4 separate regions of the Mus musculus genome follow, and all the other regions are linked to region 4. Evidence: chromatin loops called from intact Hi-C (ENCODE). Cell type or tissue: heart. All regions are shown on one strand.

Region 1 (2,500 bases), 320 kb after region 4:
CTCTGACTTTCTGGTTTCCCTCTCACTTTGGCCTCCTCTCACTTGAAAGCGTTCCCCAAGCCCCTGCCATCCCCTTTGCTCAGGGACAGGCTTCTTCATCAGATGGCCCAGGGAGGGCAGGCCAAAATCAACGAAAATCGTTCTTGAAAATCTGTATTGTTTGTTTCCATCATTGCCAATAATATGCCCTTGTTTTGTTCTGGTTTTTTTTTTCTTTACATGCTTTGCAAACATTCATTCCAAAATAAATTCTCAATCAAGACTATTCTCTTGGTGACCAGTAATAACAATCTTCAGGCACAAAGGGAAAAAATTCTGACCGAATTTCCACATTTTTCTTTGCCAGGGCATTTAAGTAAGAAAAGAATGAGTTGGTGGGGCTCAAGCTGCCAAGTGAACCCTTTCGTGGGTGCTCATGGTTTTTGTTTATTTGTTTGTTTGTTTTCCACTGTGTAGAGACTGAGCCTCCTGGTCACAAAGTCCAAGAGGCTTTGGAAGGAAGGGTGTGAAACTTTAACTGAGCCTATTACATGTAGATAGAGCCTGCCTGTGTTCTTCTACTGTATTTAGAAGGCAGAGAAGGGCTTGGTAAAGCTATGTCTAAGAGAGAGAGAGAGAGAGAGAGAGAGAGAGAGAGAGAGAGAGAGAGAGAGAGAGAGAGAGAGAGGAAGGAAGGAAGAAAGAAAGAAAGAAAGAAAGAAAGAAAGAAAGAAAGAAAGAAAGAAAGAGAAAGAAAGAAAGAAAGAAAGAAAGAAAGAAAGAAAGAAAGAAAGAAAGAAAGAAAGAAAGAAAGAAAGAAAGAAAGAAAGGAAAATGACCTGTAACTTCTCAGGATTTTCTCAGCTTGGCTTCCAGAATTAAGGAAATTACAAGTGTTCTCTTGAATTGAGTCAGTGATAGATACTACAAACCTTTTCAGTCAGTGTGCTCAGGGTCGTCATGGCACTACACCCTGTACTGGACACATGAAGTCCAGGGTCAAGAAGACCGCTCAGTCTTCCATCTCTCCCTGAAGGCTACACTGATGACAGGGCTGGACACTAGGCCCTTCGATGCCTACTGTGCCTTAGAAATCATCATAGGCTTTTGTGAAATACAGACAAGTACAGTCTTAAACAATATTCAGGGCAAATGGGAAACCAAGATACATAGATATAAAATGATAGATTAGTAATCAAAGGAAGTGCCTTCTAGTGTTTCTGGAATTTTCTATATCTTGATCTAGGTGGAAGTTATGTGGGTATAAGAATATGTAAAAAATAATCATCAAGCTATATATTAATGATTTGCATACTATTTAAAGATAAAATAATGTAAAGAATTATTTGCTTCCCACATGTATATATGTATGATGTCCTCATCAAATTCCAAAAAATGATTGAATGTTTTTACAAAGATATGCACAATTGCACGAGTACAAAATAAATAAGGGAGAACACTGGAGGAAAGAAAAATAAAGACAGGAAATAAGAATAAGAAGCCAGAGTTAATGCTATTACTGCCAAGCATATGCCATTAAGCCTGGCTTGGTTACTCTTGGGGGGCTGCAATTCTGGCTCTGCGCCTATGAAAAGAAGAAGACGTGACTCACGATGACCACAAGATCAAAACAAAGCATCAGTTCTGAAGAAGTCTAACTTTGCTGGGTCTTAAGGACTAAGAGACTTTTCTCCCAAGGGTCTACATGGAAAGAACACTGTGAAATGCACCAGCTCTTGTCCCCGACAGCATCCATGCAACAGTGTGACAGATACTTTTTACTGGATTTTAAAAATACAAGACACTGGTATTAAAAAACATTACAATTCAGAAGATAAAATAATTGCACAGGGCCAGCAGGACATAGAGCTTATTCTAAAGTATTCTCTCAAGCCTAACAGGTATCCTCAGAGTTGCAAAGCAGAGGAGAGGTGAGGTGGTCTAGACAAGTCCTTAAAGCCTTCATTAAAAATAAAATACTGAGCTAGGCTTTAAGCAAAGACCTCAAAGCATCAGATGATTGGACAGTAGTAAAGGCCACTCCTACCTCGCAGGAAAGAACAAGAATGAGTCAGAAGATGGAAGAAAGTGTGAAGAGAAGCAAACACAAAGATTGAATAAGCGATGAGATTGGAAAGAAAAACTGAGGTCAGACATGCTAAGAGCTTTTCAGATAAAGGGGAGAGAAACACAAAGATAGGTCAGGATCTTGCCTCTAATAGCATTAATAAAAGACAATATTTAGAAGGATAAATCGTACTGTCTTTGACTGAATAAATTTTTTAAAAAGCAAGAAGGAAAACATGTAAGAAGGCTCTTCCCAAAGGGTTCCTGACAATGAAAATGCCCTTGCGCTCAAACAGACACAGCTTATTTGCACTTGACTGGCTGAAGGTAATTGTCCCCAAGGCAACAATGAGGGTACACTCACAACCACAGGTCAACTCCAAAGGCTGGGCCAGGGTTTAAATTTAGACTGTGGTTTGAAACAAAAAACAAAAGCTGTTTAAGGAAGCATGTT
Region 2 (2,500 bases), 730 kb after region 4:
TTTTTTCCTAAAGTGGCATTGTTCGGAAAGAGTAAAAAATGAGCTTGAGTTTTATGTAAAATTCAGAGTCATGGCATTGTAAATATGTCCCTGCACTTGAAGAAGCTGGAGAAGGCACTGAACAGGACCTGAGTGAGACAAATTCTCCCTAGATCTGCACATTGGCTCCACTTTCCAGGATGCTTCCCGGTAACCCTATCCAGTTCTGTTTGGTTAACAGCTGCCCTACAGTGCTAGCAGATTTATTGAAAAGATATATTGCTTATTTTTATGCTTAAGAAAGTAAACTTATCTGGCGTTGCAGGGGGTGGGGTGGGGAGGGAGCGAACCATCTAGAAGATCATGGTTTTTAACCTTCGGAGAGGCAGGCTATAAATAACTGCCTCTCACATAGGAGAGAGGCTGCCTTGCTGAAAGCACTAACCTGGCTTGCCTCTCTTCCCCTCTTCTGTGATCATTTCTAGATGGTAACTGCAGCCAAAAAGCCTTTAAACTTGGGACAAATTGCTTTAACTCTGTCCTGAAAACACGGTGCTTTAAAAAGTGGACGACTCCCTGTCAGACTACAGTTTCTGCACAGCCTAAGATAGAGCCCGAGGTTTCAGGACGATAGTTCTTGTTCTGAAAATGCAATCTACAATTCTGAAGGGGCCTTTAAACTACTTTGCTATTTAAAGTAAAAATAGTTTTATAAAGAACTGGAAAAAGTCTGCTCAGGCAGACAGAGGAAGATGTACAGAGAGCCGGGTGGGTGGGGTCTGCTCAGCTCAATGCTATAAAGAAGTCACAACAGAAAAGAAATACAATGAAAAGTAGGTATTCCAGAAGCAGGCCATAATTTGTACAAAGGGGAAAATAGATACTTAGTCATTTTTAAAGAGATGACATGTTTCTGCTGTTTCAAAGGAGGAAAGTTGTTTAGTCTATAGTGTATGGGAAGCAACTTTGTGAGACTTGCTTTTGAGGGGACACTTCTTGGGGGAGTGGACACACAGAATCTCGCTATGTAGCTCAGACTGGCCTTGAACATGTCCCCAACCTTCCGAGGATGAGGATTACAGGCCTATCCAGTAGTGCAGGGTTTGGGTTGTTTCATGACTCATTGGTTTTTTAACTTCTCTGAGTGGACCTCCTCAAGAGGAATTCAATGTGCTGGGCCATGCTGTTTATCTTCAGAAATAAGTGGGGCACATTTCAAAATAGAAACCTTGAAAGAGAAGAGCATGGCCCCTATGAGTTCAAGCCAGGAGACCCTTGCTGATCCACTCACCAGTGAATGCCCGTGTGGGGTAGGTTAGCATTTCAAGAAATAGGATGTATGTTTAGGCAAACACCACATCCAATGCTGCTAATGACTGCCAACAGGCTAGTGTCTAGGGAACTCTGCTTTCTCTGAAAGTTGACAATTCCACACAAAACCTGAAGATTCTAAGTGCCACTCACAGGCTATCTGAGAAAAGGCTGAGAGACTACCATCTTTCCGGAAGGACACTTATGTAAATCGGCTAGTTACATGCAGATTGCTTTTTTCTATAACCACTTCTAAAAATTTCAAGTGGGCAATCTCTAGCCTCATCCTGAACATTTAAAATCAACATTTTCATTTATTTATTTAGTTAGTTTTGCCTTTCTTTCCTACATATTCTTTCAAAGATGCTAAACCAAACTCGTCATTTCCATTTATCATTTATGTATATATGCATGCACACACTTAAATGTTTTAAAGCTATATTTCCTCTAAAACAGGAAAAATGTTTACATATATACAAAATGACCAAAGATTATATTTAAAAATAATTTAATGCCAAAGAAGTTGGCAAGATACTAATTAATATCGAATAAACTTTCATTCATTAATAAATTACAAAATAGAATTTGGATGTCTTTGTCTATATTATGGACCAGCAGTGTGTACACTTCTGAGGTGTCTGAGGAGACAAATATTTGTGCCAGCTTATATATTATCACCCTTTTGAACCAAGTTATTACTTAAGCAATAACATTTCTTTCTCACTCCTTTTAAAATTATTATCTTTTCTATTAACAATCTTTCAACTAATAAACTACCCAATAAAGCAAAAAATCTAAGGAGTGTAGGAAAGGGAAACAGTTAAATAACTAAAATAAAAATCACCTATTATTCACCAAAGATTTCTCTGACAGGCATGTCTAAAAAATCAGGTTCGTAAGCATCTTGCTTAACCAAGACACTTGCACCAAGCAAATTCAGGACAAATTTTTAATACTGAAAGACTCAAACTAAATGTATTTAAGCTTCTTTAGGACAACATGTGAAATATTTTATTATGATGATTAAAGATGCAAACCCTAATTTTCTCCTTAAGCTTTAAAGAGATTTTAAATAATAAGCAATAACTGTTTTGAAATTTAGAGTAGTGACAGTCTAGCTCAGTGGTTTTCAACATGTAGGTCGCAATCTCTTTGGGCATCAAAATATCCTGCATATCATATATTTATGCTATATTCATAACAGTAGCAG
Region 3 (2,500 bases), 150 kb after region 4:
GAACCATTGTTTCGGTTATAATGAAGGCAAGCAATTTTTTAACAACAGAAGTTCTGTTCTGAAACCCCCCTCTCGTCCCCCCGCACTCAGTTCCTCTGCCCCTGCACCTGCTTCATTTTTGGCTTCTTGGCACTGATGTTGCCAGAGACATCAGCTGGCAGTGGCAAACCGCTGAAAGCTCCCCTGCCATGCAGCTCTGCAAATGCCAGCCATTACCCACTGGTGCATGCCCGCTTAGAAAGACCCCCTTCTCCCTCCAGCCCCACTTTCGTCTGCCCCCCAGTTTTACTTCCACATCAGAGTCAATGAGGCCGACTAAGCAGTGGTCGGGCCCTCTAATAGATGCACCCCTTGATTGTGGGTGCATCCATTTTACTCCATCTCTTTGCTGGGATCATTATATTTTGATCCAGGATGTGCGGAACATGTAAAGGATGGGACTGTTTCTTCTGTTCAGTAAAGAGTGGTTGGCCCACAGCGCCCTTCTCAGGCCTTGGCAGATGGTGGGGTGCTTTCTTGAAGTCTCTTCGACTTGAAACAGCCTTTTTGTTTTTGTTGCTTACTGAGAGGCCGTTGCCCCAAATTCACTGAATAAAGACATACACTTTTCAGTTTAAAGCTAAGCCCCCAAGAGATAAATACTGACTGAGAGTCGGAGGCTGACGGACAAGCTGGAAAGGCAAAGGAGCTGCTGGAAGTTAAGTATTCAGCACAAGGCTTTGCAGTTTAAAAAAAAAAAAAAAAAAAAAAAAAAAAAAAAAAAACCAAACCCGGTGGCTTTAAGTTCCCACTCACCACAGCGGTTCAGGCTGTGTACTGAGAAAGTGTGAGAAATCTGTGAGAAATTCCACATATATTTATTTTTCTTGGAAATTAGAGAATATCTTCACAGTGTACACTCTGAAGGGCTTTTGTTTTGTTTTGTTGTGTTTTTAATGATCTAAACCATCTGGGGAGTTGATAAAGAATGTGATTTTCACAAGCTGAGCTTGCAGAGCCTATTGCTAAATCCCAAACCTTTATCCAGTCTACAGATAAAACCAGGGTGGGAGAGCTTCCCTTCCAGATCCAAATACTAAGATCCCACGGGTGCCAAACGCTTTAGTATCTGGGTGGCAAGAAAAATAGACAGCTGACTAAGGGAGCCTGGCTTGAGACTAGAAATTGTTACTATTTTTTTTTCCTCGTTGCTGTTGTTTTAGATTTGTGAAAGTCACAACTTTCCAGAAAGTCTGTCTGGAACACAAGACACTATCATGTTTGTCTAACGTTTTCCTGTTTTGTTTTGTTTTTGTTTTTTTTTAAATCCAGTGACAAAAAAACCCATGAAAATATATTTTAGCTAATGTTTAAAAGATATCTTCCAAATTCTGGAACCTCAAAGTTTTCTTACAAGGAAGCATTACAGAGTCCTAGAGGTGTAGAGACCAGATTACAATAAGTTTCTTTTTAAAAAAAATTATTTGTTTGTATATGGTGTGTGTGTTTGTGTGTGTGTGTGTGAGAGAGAGAGAGAGAGACAGACAGACAGAGAGAGACAGAGAGACAGAGAGACAGAGACAGAGACAGAGACAGAGAGACAGAGAGAGATATGGGGTGGGTGACAATGTGCAGGAGTTGATTCTCATATTTCACCAAATGAATTTCTGGTTTGAACTCAGATCTTAGGAATCGGTGGCCAGTGTCTTTATGTAGAGATCCATGTCTCTGGCCTTCTTTGGAATTTTTGACAGATCTCAATATGCTGCTTTGGATTTGTGCCTCAGCAGTCTCTCATCGGGTGACTAAGGCAGGGAAATCAGGGAATGCCATTTAACTGACCGCACACTCACTATCTACTTGAAACTTGAAATTCTCTCTCTCTCTCTCTCTCTCTCTCTCTCTCTCTCTCTCTCTCTCTCTCTCTCTCTCTCTCTCCATTAAATCCTTCATTTCCTCTGAGTTCAATCTCTTCTTTTGTTTTTGTCTCTTAACAACAAATATCCTTTTGAATGCAAACATATATTACTGTAAGTTTAAATTCAACTGTGACACAAAAAACCAAATAACCAAGAAGCCAAGGAGTATTTACAGGGCTTGGACATGAACTACTAGTCTCAAGGCAGTCTTTATGGCAATCTGTGAATCAGTAGTTATCTGCTGGCTATCACTTGCTACTTAAGCTTTATTCAGACTTAGGCAAATGGCATCACACTAGACATTTGTATTTCTGGTTGAGATGATTTCATGGTTAACAATTTGCCTCAATGTATTACCCTTCTATTCAAATGTCTGGAAGACAAATCGTTTGAAGAAATTCAGGAGGCTAGAGCTAAGGGTGACTGTTAAAATACATTTGCTAGAAGTAATCATAGAATAAAGACATTTCATCAGTAGAGAGGAGTAAGCCACAGTACTTATTTCCCAGGCAGTTTCTATCACCAACCTGGAGAACTATATGACCCTCACACGTCTTAACAGTTCTGTGATGTGCTTGCAGTCATAACAAATGCATTATGGC
Region 4 (2,500 bases):
ATTCTAAAGAAAAGCAGATATTGAAGGGTTGACAATTAAGCTGTCTTAAAGTAATATTTCATAAACTTCTCAAAAAGTTGTTACACAAGCATACTCCCAGGGCCCACTTTGTCAACTTCCTCACATTAAGGCATGGTGATAACTTAAAGATTTTCAGTTCATCTAGCAATCTGGGACCCCTATGATGGGCATTTACTTTTAAACAAGGGTTGGTAACAATGGGACATACACAGATGGGTAAGCAGAGAGAAAATGTCTTCTCAGTTGTGCAAACAACTCATTGAGAGCTAGGATAGTTACAGGAAGCGATGTCAGAGTTAGGGAGCCACAGTTAAGGCAGCATCCAGGAAAGACAGCCATGTATGCACGGACGTCTGCAGACAGCAACTTCCAGCCAGCCTTTACTGTTGTAACGGTACGTACCACTTCACACACTAAAGTGTCTCATTCTGTTCCCTATGAATTAAAACAAACACACAAACACACAAACAAACAAAGAAACCAAACTGTCCCATGAAATTAAAATCGTCTAAAAGAGCAATCCAAGGAGCTACATCTTAACCAAGATATACACTCTGATTTTGTTATAGATTTTTTTTTTCATTGTAGTAGTTTTAAATGGCATACTGACCAAGGTCAAAACAAAACTTTTCTTTGTAAGGGTAGTAACGCTAAAATCTGGTTGCATTATGGTAGATAACAATCTTTGATTAGTCTTCTTTTTGAAATTTTTTCTGTAATGAAAAAAAGATAAAGCAAAAGAAAGGAAAAGAAACACCCTGCCCCTTCCACTGGGGTCCAGTCTCCCATCTGTCCCCTGAAGAGATGTAACCTTGTGTAGCAATGTTTAAGTCAGCACGGTATTTACAACACGTATTAAGTGGTTTGTTATTTATTTCAAGACTTTAGCTGGCACAATATATTAACTATTAATGGCATTGTTCAAGGCTCCACTTGAGGAAGTTTTTCTCTTTCTTTTTCTTTAAATGAGATTGAGAAAGGAGGCAGAGGGAGAAAAAGTCCCCACCAGAACTATGCTCTTGTCTGCTTTGTTATTCCTTTAACCTGAATAAATTGCTGAAGTTAGAAACAGAAAGAAACTAGCTTCAGAAATCATAGTTTAGACACAGTACAATTTTATTAAACCCAGTCTAGTATTTTTTCCCTGCCATTCTAATATAACCTATTATGAGAATTTTCCCCCATAGACAGAAAAAAAAAATATAAACGTACCAACTTTCCCTCCCTAAGAGCTTCTTATTGTTCATTTTCATTGCTATTTAGAGAAAAGGCTCATTAAAATATTATGAAGCACATAGCATGATTATGTGCCAGCCTTCGCCAATGAGGAACATCTGTAGCACTGTGTATGTATATTTGTATTACAGCAAACTTGAGCGCAGACTCCCTTTCACCCCCTTTTACTTTGCTTGTGTCCTGCAATTCTTTGTCCTGACTACAGAGGAGGCAGGAGTGTGAAGCTGCACAGGCTAGCTACAGTGTGCTCATTGTCAGCCTTGCGGGGCTCCCCTGCCAGATGCCACTATTCTATCATTAGCCTGTAGCTCACACCAGGGGAAACCATGCCTTGCTAACGCTTCCAAACCTCTCCAAACTCTTTCCTCCTCGAGTTATTTTTAATATGTATCTTTCCTCCCTTCTCACTCTGGTGCAGAAAGCGACCCCAACACACCCCAAGTCCCCAAGTCTGGGCTTTCCCTTTTCTTTGCATTGGTCCTTTTGCTTTAAACCAAAGAGGCTTGGGCATAATAAAAATACTGAGAGTTTGCCTATACCACAGATATTTGTGGAAAGCACATGGTGCCATTTTGCCAGACCACTCTTATTTGTTAAACTGAGTTAAGTGTAATGTGATTCCAAAAACTGCCTTTAGAATGAAAGAAAAGGCTTGTAAAGCCAGAGAGATAATTGCCACAATCTGGGTTACAGCAGACACCAAACAAAGGAGCCCAATCCTGTTTTGTGTGTGTGTTGATTGTGTGCGTCTTTTTGTTTTGGTTTGGATTTTTCCTTGCTTGATGTACCCAAACAAGCGAAATCCTCCACGGTGTGCATGTTGAACGGCATAAAATCCACCCCGAATCCTGCAGAGCTGTAACAAAACACAGCCTCTGTTAGTGGACAGTGGCACATTTGTGGTACAAATGTCTTTTCAAAAGGGAAGGCTCTCTATCTCTCCCCCCTCGAGCAAACAAGCCTCAAGGAACACAGCTATCTCCAGTTGCCAAGACTTCAGTAGACACATATCTACCCTGCACCTGAAGCTGTAGGCTGATTGTGCACACATGAAGTCAATTTGAAAAGAACTTAGGTCCCCTAAATCTTACATCAGAATCCGTAACAATCTTAACGGATCCTTGCCCTTCTGCAGGGTTTTCAGGAGCACTGCTGTGTTATCAGCCTTCCCATTACTGAGCAGTGTCCTCTGGGATGGTTTGGTAGACTGGACCGTTCTGTTTTCCTTTCTCTGTCTGCCAAT

Evidence for each region. Peaks named below come from ENCODE experiments on the same cell type or tissue, not always from the same donor. Only the 100,000 strongest peaks of a DNase experiment are listed, where the experiment ranks them.
Region 1: a loop joins it to region 4, with 2.3 times the contacts of the local background. A loop is called at or near these places in 2 of 42 quality-filtered maps.
Region 2: it touches region 4 in a loop (2.5-fold over the local background); 7 of 42 quality-filtered maps call a loop at or near these places.
Region 3: it touches region 4 in a loop (2.2-fold over the local background); 3 of 42 quality-filtered maps call a loop at or near these places.

The regions. Positions count from the first base shown.
Region 1 is chr4:81,896,083-81,898,582 of GRCm38, forward strand. No RefSeq gene overlaps it. Among named protein-coding and RNA genes, the nearest start is that of Gm46886, 37 kb to the right of the region's middle. In heart, no CTCF peak of the experiment used is centred here; no DNase peak of the experiment used is centred here.
Region 2 is chr4:82,310,967-82,313,466 of GRCm38, forward strand. All of the region lies in intron 10 of Nfib (nuclear factor I/B), which reads right to left. Among named protein-coding and RNA genes, the nearest start is that of Nfib, 190 kb to the right of the region's middle. In heart, no CTCF peak of the experiment used is centred here; no DNase peak of the experiment used is centred here; H3K27ac peaks cover 1,463 bases.
Region 3 is chr4:81,727,445-81,729,944 of GRCm38, forward strand. No RefSeq gene overlaps it. Among named protein-coding and RNA genes, the nearest start is that of Gm11412, 15 kb to the right of the region's middle. In heart, no CTCF peak of the experiment used is centred here; a DNase peak (open chromatin) is centred at 1,087; H3K27ac peaks cover 694 bases.
Region 4 is chr4:81,577,672-81,580,171 of GRCm38, forward strand. No RefSeq gene overlaps it. Among named protein-coding and RNA genes, the nearest start is that of Mpdz, 140 kb to the left of the region's middle. In heart, a CTCF peak has its summit at 1,452; no DNase peak of the experiment used is centred here; H3K27ac peaks cover 1,375 bases.